2 separate regions of the Homo sapiens genome follow, and region 2 is linked to region 1. Evidence: read pairs that join two places in POLR2A ChIA-PET (ENCODE). Cell type or tissue: HepG2. All regions are shown on one strand. Each heading gives the region's core, and the rest is flanking DNA. Links, peaks and the distances in the headings are about the cores only.

The links. Peaks named below come from ENCODE experiments on the same cell type or tissue, not always from the same donor. Only the 100,000 strongest peaks of a DNase experiment are listed, where the experiment ranks them.
Region 2: POLR2A ChIA-PET joins it to region 1 with 5 read pairs; 1 of 35 experiments calls an interaction of 5 or more read pairs at or near these places.

Annotation. Positions count from the first base shown.
Region 1 is chr12:12,870,820-12,875,181 of GRCh38, reverse strand. No RefSeq gene overlaps it. Among named protein-coding and RNA genes, the nearest start is that of GPRC5A, 19 kb to the left of the region's middle. RefSeq lists an enhancer at 2,235-3,434. In HepG2, for the core only: no CTCF peak of the experiment used is centred there; DNase peaks (open chromatin) are centred at 2,731 and 2,891.
Region 2 is chr12:12,318,313-12,322,674 of GRCh38, reverse strand. No RefSeq gene overlaps it. Among named protein-coding and RNA genes, the nearest start is that of MANSC1, 30 kb to the left of the region's middle. In HepG2, for the core only: no CTCF peak of the experiment used is centred there; DNase peaks (open chromatin) are centred at 2,174 and 2,994; H3K4me3 peaks cover 957 bases.

The DNA.
Region 1 (4,362 bases), core at 290-4,289:
ATACTTTTCCAAAGGCAGTTTCAAGCTGATTTTCCGCTGTGAGTACTTCCTAAAGGAGCCTGATCTCTCACTGGTACGAGTGACCAGAGGAGGCCCTGCAATGGCAAGCAGGAGGGGGAAAACAGAAAGGCCTAGAAAATCAACTCCAACTGTTTGACAGCGTTGCTTTGAGATGCAGGAAATGAAGAGTGATTGGAATGGCCCGGTGTGATGGTTCACGCCTATAATCCCAGCATTTTGGGAGGCTGAGGCGGGCAGATCACTTGAGGTCACGAGTTTGAGACCAGCCTGGCCAATATGTTGAAACCCTATCTCTACTAAAAATACAAAAATTTGCCGGGCATGGTGGTGCGTACGTGTAATCCCAGCTACTTGGGAGGCTGAGGCAGGAGAATCACTTGAATCCGGGAGGCGGAGGTTGCAGTGAGTCGAGATTGCACCACTAACATTCCAGACTGGGCCACAGAAGGAGACCCTGACTCAAAAAAAAAAAAAAAGAGTGATTGGCAAAGCGCCCTGCAGTGCCTGATGTTATTATTAGTTCCTCTTTCACATTCCTCTCTCAGGCCTTCAAATTCCAGTAACCAAAGCTGTCATTCACCTCATGCTGTGATGAGGACTGGGCATGCATTTTCTCATTCAATCTTGATAGCAACTGGATGAAATGGACATTATATGTATCCCCACATTATAGGGAGGAAACTGAGACTTCATAAGGTTAATATCTGGCCCAAGAGAACCAGAATCAACTCCAAGTTTCTCCAGCCAGAGACTAGGCTGGTCATCACCACTTTAGATGGAGGCTGATGCTCACTGCCTCCAAGGGTTTCTGTGGATTGTAAGTGGAGCTCTGTGCCATGGAGGAGAGACAGAAAGGAGGCCCCAACCCTGCAGGGCTGAAGAGGCTCCCCAAGACTGACGCCTGCTCACTGTCTCCTCCCAAAGGGCTTTTAAAGGAAACCAGGAAGTAACATTGTTCCCCATATATGGGGTCTGATGGTGTCACTTTGAGTAGAGAAGAGGCTCCTATGAGATCCCATTCTGAAAGGGAGCAGGCCAGCCTGGCCTTTGCAGGGAGGCAGTGCATACCTGGACTAGAAGTTAGCTTTATCACCAGCTCTTTATTCTTTTAACATTTGGTTAATAATCATTCATTAAACATCAACTATGTATCAGGTTGTGTGCTAGGTCCTGATTAAAATAAAAAGTATTGTTCCTGCCTTTAGAAAAGGTAATAGTCTAATTTGCAGAGAAGGCAAGTAGATGAAGCTGTAATACAATGTAGGAAGTGCTGAAAATGAGAAGCAGTTAGGAATAAGACTGGGTTTAATTCTGAGTTTGACATGTAAGTGCAGTGGAGTTATTTAAAAACTGTAAGCTTCAATTTCCTCAGCTATGAAATGGGGATAATGAGACCTTCTACCTCTTAGGCTTTGTTGAAAGGATTAAACAACAAATGTATGTAAAATGTTTAACTCTAGGACTGTTCCTGGTTATCTGGTGAATAACTGCCAATTCTCACAATCTTGGGCAGGTGGCTAAACCCTTCCTCTTCGGCTTCCCAATCTGTAAATTCAGGCTGACACATCTTCCAAACTTCTGGATCTGTCAATCAACAGAGGTCACCTAAAAACTCTGAGAGGAGTTACGAGAACATAGAAGGAATAAAAAGCCCTCAGAAGGGCCAGGTGCGGTGGCTGACGCCTGTAACCCCAGCACTTTGGGAGGCTGAGGTGGGCAGATCACTTGAGGTCAGGAGTTTGAGACCAGCCTAGGCAACATGGTGAAACCCCATCTCTACTAAAAATACAAAAATTAGCGAGGCGTGGTAGTGCGCACCTGTAGTCCTGCTACTCAGGAGGCTGTGGTAGGAGGATCACTTGAGCCCAGGAGGCAGAGCGAGCTGAGAGCATGCCACTGCACTCCAGCCTGGGCAACAGAGACCCTGTCTCAAAAAGAAAAGGAAAAAAAAAAGCCCTCAGAGGGCTTCTAGAAAAGCTGGGAGACTAAGAGGAGCAATGCATTGAACACAGAAGTGAGTCAGTGTGAGCTGTATGGTGTCTACTCTTCCCTCTGTGGTTCTTCAAAGGGAGTAGAGGGTGGGTGATGGGGGTGACTCAAGAATGCATAGGACTTTATCAATCAAATTCCCATACGGAATCAGAACAAGCCTGGCAGGTTCATGGACCAGCGAAGAGATTAGAGCAGATCCTTTCAGGGATCATTTAGATTATCATCATAGACCTTCAGGGTCGCCTAACTGGGTGGATGAGAACACCGCTGGGCTCATGCTTTGCCCACAGTCCCAGCAGTCACCCTGCTGACTCAGATGTCTTTCCTCAGAAGCTCTCTCCTGCAAGCGGCAGCTGCTGGGGTCACCTGTCCCCAGGTGCCTCATCTCATCTGGCTCCTCAAAACTCCTCCGCTCCACCCATCAGCCTGCACCTTCCAGGAATGCAGATGCCATGACCAATCTGCGTCCACAGAGAATGTTTGAGAAACACAGCTTGAAAGGCCAGTGATGCCCCCACAGAGTGGCCAATCACATCTTGCTAGAGTTTTCTATGCCAATAAAACCAGAAAAAGCAAACAAACACTTTCAGCCTGACCCAAAGGAGAACAAATGAGGCAGTTATAAGAAGGTAGGGTGTGACCCTATACACATAAACCGGTAGAGCTGGAAAAAACTCCTTCAAAGAGAATGGCTCACCTTGCTCCATTTCCCTTGCAGCGATTCCTGGGGCACGTCTATTATCAGCAATTGCAGGCATTAGTAATGGAAATGAAATCCATACCTCCCAGCTAACCATCCCTGCCCAGTTACTTGTAGTTACTTATCTGTTTCTATCAAGTAGCACATATATTAAATTCATGCCTAAATAAACAAGAAAAAAAGGCTAATTTCCTGGCAGGAAATTCTTATGTAATTAGTCAACAGCTCCCGCCCCTGGTCCGTCACTAACCAGCACTGTGACCTTTAGCAGGTCCACTTCTCTTCATCCCCCTCAGCACAACCTCAGGCCCAGCCCCCACAAGCCTCTCCTGGACCACCACAGTGGCTTCCAGCTGATCTCCATGTCTCTAGTTTTTCTTCTCTCCAAAGCATTCCCCACTCTAGAAGCCTTTTGTGTAGAGATCCTCCTAAAACCCCAAATCTGCTCAACTCTCCTCAAAATCCATAACCTCTCAGCCTGGCCCAGTGGCTCACACCTGTAATCCCAGCACTTTGGGAGACCAAGGCGAGAGGATCACTTGAGGCCAGGAGTTTGAGACGAGCCTGGGCAACATAGTTAGATACCATCTCTACAAAAAATAAAAAATTAACTGGGCATGGTGGTGCTCACCTATAGACCCAGCCACTCCGGAGGCTGAGTGGGGAGGATGGCTTGAGCCCAGGAGGTCGAGGCTGTAGTGAGCTGTGCTCACGCCACTGCACTGCAGCCTGGGTGGCAAAACAAGACCCTATCTCAAAAACAAACACAACCTCTCTTCACTTACTCTAGGACAAGTTCAGAAAACCATGTATGGCTTACAAAGTCATTCGTGATCTGGCCCCTGTTTACCATTCCAGAATGATATCTCTCTCTCCATTCACCCTCTTTTTTTTTTTTTTTTTTTTTTTTTTTTTTTTGAGACTGAGTCTTGCTCTATCGCCCAGGCTGGAGTGCAGTGGCACAATTGAACCTCCTGGGTTCAACCAATTCTCCAGCCTCAGCCTCCCAAGTAGCTGGGATTACAGGCACACGCCATCATGCCCAGCTAATTTTTGTATTTTTAGTAAAGACAGATTTCACCATGTTGGCCAGGCTGGTCTCGAACTCGTGACCTCAAGCGATCCGCCCACCTCAGCCTCCCAAAGTGCTGGGATTACAGGCATGAGCCACTGCGCCTGGCCTCTCCATTCACTTTCTTAAATTCTATGTTCCAGCTGTATATTTACATACCCACGGCTCCCTGTATAATACTAATAATAGCAACAATGACCATCATCTATTGTTTCCTATGTATCAGGTTTGTTCTAAAAAACTCTTCCTTCTGGTTCAAGTTGGTGTTTGAAAAAGAAAGACAAATAAAAATAGATTAATAAAATACTTTCTGCATTAACTTATTTAATATTTACAACTCTACTAGATATTAACTATAATTATCTCCATTTCGCAGATGAGAAAACAGAAGTGGAAAGGTTAAATAACTATCCAAAGTCACTCAACAAGTAAATGATATAGAACCTGAATACAACCTGCTTATCCTGCCCTCACCCCTTCTATCTGGGTCTTTGTACACGAGGCTCCTTCCACCTGGAAGACCCTTCCTTTCCTCCCCCATTCTTCACTTGGCTAACTCCTCCTCCTCGTCCGAGAG
Region 2 (4,362 bases), core at 128-4,127, 550 kb after region 1:
CCAGCAATATTTTAAATGACTGGAATATTAGCACTTCACTTACATTTTTTTTATCTGTTAGTCATTTATTGTTTTCCCCCTGTAGCTACAGCTCATGCCCATCTTTTTTTCCTCATCTAGTCCTAATTACAGTGCTATAAAGGATGAGAAAAACAGCTGAAAGCTGAAGGATCTGCCCAACCTGGTCTTCCGCCTCTCCATCCTGGCTTTTTTGCTGTGAGAAGTCCTACTGGCCCGTGCATTGTCTTGGTGATCAATGAACTAACATCTGTTAGTTTTAACATATCTAGACTCCCAACACTCTAAGGTTTTTCGTCTTTCTTTTCTTGGGACAAAAGGAAACCCAAATGCAGCCAGACAGGAATAGTCAAAGTTAGGAGTGGTGAGATCTCTCGGAGGTCAGGCCTCTACTGCCCCTTATCCCATTCATTCTCTACTCTATCTAGAACCACCCTCAACTTCTCAGGCCCTGAGACCTGCATCCCTCCAGCATCCCCTCTGCCTTCCAAGGCATGGCTTCCAGGAGAATGGGGAGATGGATGGGATGTGCAGGCTGTGTTTGAGGGGCCCATCTCCTTGAAGACTTCGCCTGTTCTCATAATCCCTGAAAGCCTGCTTCACTCACATCATCAGAGGAGAAAAGGAAACCTTCACCAACTGTGTTAGTCAGGGTTCTCTTAGAGGGACAGAACTAATATAAATAGATATATATATATATCCTATGATAGATAGATAGATAGATAGATAGATAGACAGACAGACAGATAGACAGACAGACATAAGGGGAGTTTATTAAGTATTAACCTCCACAATCACAAGGTCCCACAATAGGCTGTCTGCAAGCTGAGGAGCAAGGAGATCCAGTCCAAGTCCCAAAACTGAAGAACCTGGAGTCCGACGTTTGAGGGCAGGAAGCATCCAGCATGGGAGAAAGATGTAGGCTGGGAGGCTAGGCCAGTCTCTCTCCTTTTCGTGTTTTTCTGCCTGCCTTATATTCACTGGCAGCTGATTACATTGTGCCCACCAGATGAAGGGTGGATCTGCCTTCCCCAGCCCACTGACTCCAATATTAATCTCTTTTGGCAATAGCCACGCAGACACACCCAGGATTCATACTTTGTATCCCTCAATCCAATCAAGTTGACACTCAGTATTAACCATCACACCAACTATCACAACACTCACCTGACTACATACATTTTTAGGCCTTTAATGCAGATGGATCCATTTTCATAAGCTGAAGAAGATAAAAAGATGGAAGGCAGAGGTGGGAGGATCACTTAAGGCCAGGAGTTCAAGGCCAGCCCGAGCAACCTAGCAAGACCCTGTCTCTAAATAAATTTTTTTTTAAAGAAGAAAGGTGAAAGGATAATATAGAAGAAATAGTATTTGAAGCCAATGCATAAGTTTCTAAGTGAGTGAAGGTGAGTAGGTGAAAGACAGGATTCCAGAGATTGGGCAGATGAACCATTAGCAAACAATTGAATGTTATTGTCTTTTTGTGTTTTTTTTTGTTGTTGTTTGTTTGTTTTTCTCTTTTAGAGACAGAGTATTGCTCTGTTGCCCAGGCCAGAGGCAGTGCTATGATCAGAGCTCAATGCTGCCGTGACCTCCTGGGTTCAAGTGATCCTCCTGCCTCAGCCTCCCAAGTAGCTGGGACTACAGGTATGCATCACCATGCCTAGTTAATTTTTTAAATTTTTTGTAGAGACAGGGTTTCGCTATGTCGCCCAGGCTGGTCTCAAACTCCTGGCCACAAGCGATCCTCCCACCTCAGCCTCCCAAAGTGCTGGGATTACAGGCATGAGCCACCGTGCTTGGCCTCATTGTTTAATATTTAATGAAAGTATACATGGTGCTAAATTTATTTAGCCTCAGTCAGTGACCCCTAACAAACCACTAAGGCATTCCATGCCAGGCTGACCAGGTACAGTGGCACACAAGCCAAATGCTACTGCCACACAGCCTCCTTTTTAAATGTCCCAGAGTAGAGAGGAATAGGGACAGCTGCATTTTTGCAGCCAGCAAGGAGCTCCAGAGAGATCCTTTCCCAGCAGCCCCTGCCTTCCAGACAGGCGTTCTTATGCTCCAGTTATGTTCTGCAAATCTCAGCTTTTTTCATGTCCTCATCAGTCAACATCATCAGCAAGCTTTGCGGGGAGAAAGCCAAAAAAGTTCTTATCTTTAAAAACAAAAAAAAAAGAAAGGAAAGTCTTGCATTAGACGGACTTTGTCCAGCGCTGTTGCACCCGCCCTCCCTTCCTTCCACTCATACCTAACTTTGAAAACTGTCCCCAGGCATAATAAAATCCCCCTGGCTGGATTTACGACCTTCCAAGCTGCAGTGGAGAGGAAAAAGGCCCAACTCTGAGAAAAACAAGTATCCAGGGAGGACGGTGTGTGCTGAATTTTAAAATGTTAAATTACGGTGAAAAATTTGCTGGAAAAGAAACTATCTTTCAAATTGTGCTACATAGTAAAGTTAATAGAGCCCATATGTCCTCTACTAAAATTTAGAAAAACAAACTAAAAACAATACTTTCGCGCCTGCCAGGCTGAAATGTGATCTACTTCTTAATATTCACCCAACACAGGGTAAAATGCTTTAAGATGGTAATGATTCCAAAGCGCAGCTCAAGCTCAGTGGATAAACAACAGACCTCAAACCCTGGGGGGCTCATGTTCTCATCATAGCTCTGGGCAAGTCACTTAATCTCATGGTTCCTTCTCAATTTTCTCAGCTCTGAAACGGGGATGGCAGCACTTCACGAGGTGTTTATGAGGCATACTAAGATGGTTGTAAAACATTTTACAAATGTTTAATAACTGATGCCCTTTTCATAATTTGGCTTTATAACATCTTTCATTATTCATTCAGTGGTGTGGAAATAAATGAGTACAGGGGCTATTTACTCAGAGCTTGCTATGCTATGGGAGTCAGCTTCCATCACTTTGGCAGAAGGTCAAAGCAGGCAGAGGAGTGAGAGAATTTACAGTGACAAAAAGGGAAGGCTTCAGGTTTATCTGGATTGGAGCTTATTGGCACGAGGAAGTGGGAGATGGACTGCTTAGAAGCAGGGCAGGCTGGGTGCGGTGGCTCACGCCTGTAATCCCAGCAATTTGGGAGGCTGAGGTGGGAAGCTCACAAGGTCAGGAGTTCAAGGCCAGCCTGGCCAACATAGGGAAACCTCGTCTCTGCTAAAAATATAAATAAATAAATAAATAAGCCGGGCATGGTGGTGCGTGCCTGTAGTCCCAGCTGCTAGGGAGGCTGAGGCAGGAGAATTGCTTTAATCTGGGAGGCAGAGGTTGCAGTGAGCCAAGATCGCACCACTGCACTCCAGCCTGGGTGACAAAGCGAAACTCTGTCTCAAAAAAAAAAAAAAAAAAAAAATGAAGCAGGGCATCTTCGGTGATTAGTCTGGGGAGCATCTTTGGCTTTCTCTGGTCGGTGCTGAGTTGGAAGCCAAGTGGTTTGGCTTCCCCAGCTGGTTGCTACAAAGTTTGTGAGACTCAGTTCTATTCCCCATGGTCTGGCCATTGTTCACTGTTGGTATATTCATCCGTGAAAAATTAAAGATAGGAGGGTTCTGACTACCCCAGGAGAAAACCAGGTGCCTGCCTAGCAGCCTAGGGAGTAATTTATATTTCTTATACCTTTTAAATACTTTTAGAAGAAGCAAATTTAGAAGATAGACTGCTGAACCAACAATTTTCACTCTCTTGAGTCACTGGGCACAACGAGCTAGCAATCAGGACAATTGAGTTCCAGACATGAGTCTATTATAAGATGGGCAAAAGGGAGGTGGGAAGACTGACAAGTCACATAACCTCTCAGGGCCTCAGTTTCCTTGTGAACAGCCTGCGAGTTCCTATCTGTCTACCCTATTGCATTGTTTGGTTTTGAGGATAAGTGGCCTAATAGTTTGTAAAAGGACCCTATAAAGCAGATTTTTTTTTTTTTTGAAATAGAGTCTTGCTCTGTCGCCCAGGCTGGAGTGCAGTGGTGCAATCTTGGCTCACTGCAACCTCTGCCTCCTGGATTCTAGCGATTCTCGTGCTTCAGGATCCCGAGTAGCTAGAATTACAGGTTCACGCCACCACGCCTGGCTTATTTTTGTATTTTTAGTAGAGACTGGGTTTCACTGTGTTGGCCAGGCTGGTCTTGAACTACTGGCCTCAAGCGATCCGCCTGCCTTGGCCTCCCAAAGTGCTGAGATTACAGGCGTTAGCCACTGCATCTGGCCCCGGCTAATTTTTGTATTTTTAGTAGAGACGGGGTTTTGCCATCTTGGCCAGGCTGGTCTCGAACACCTGACCTTGTGATCCATCTGCCTCGGCCTCCCAAAGTGCTGGGATTAC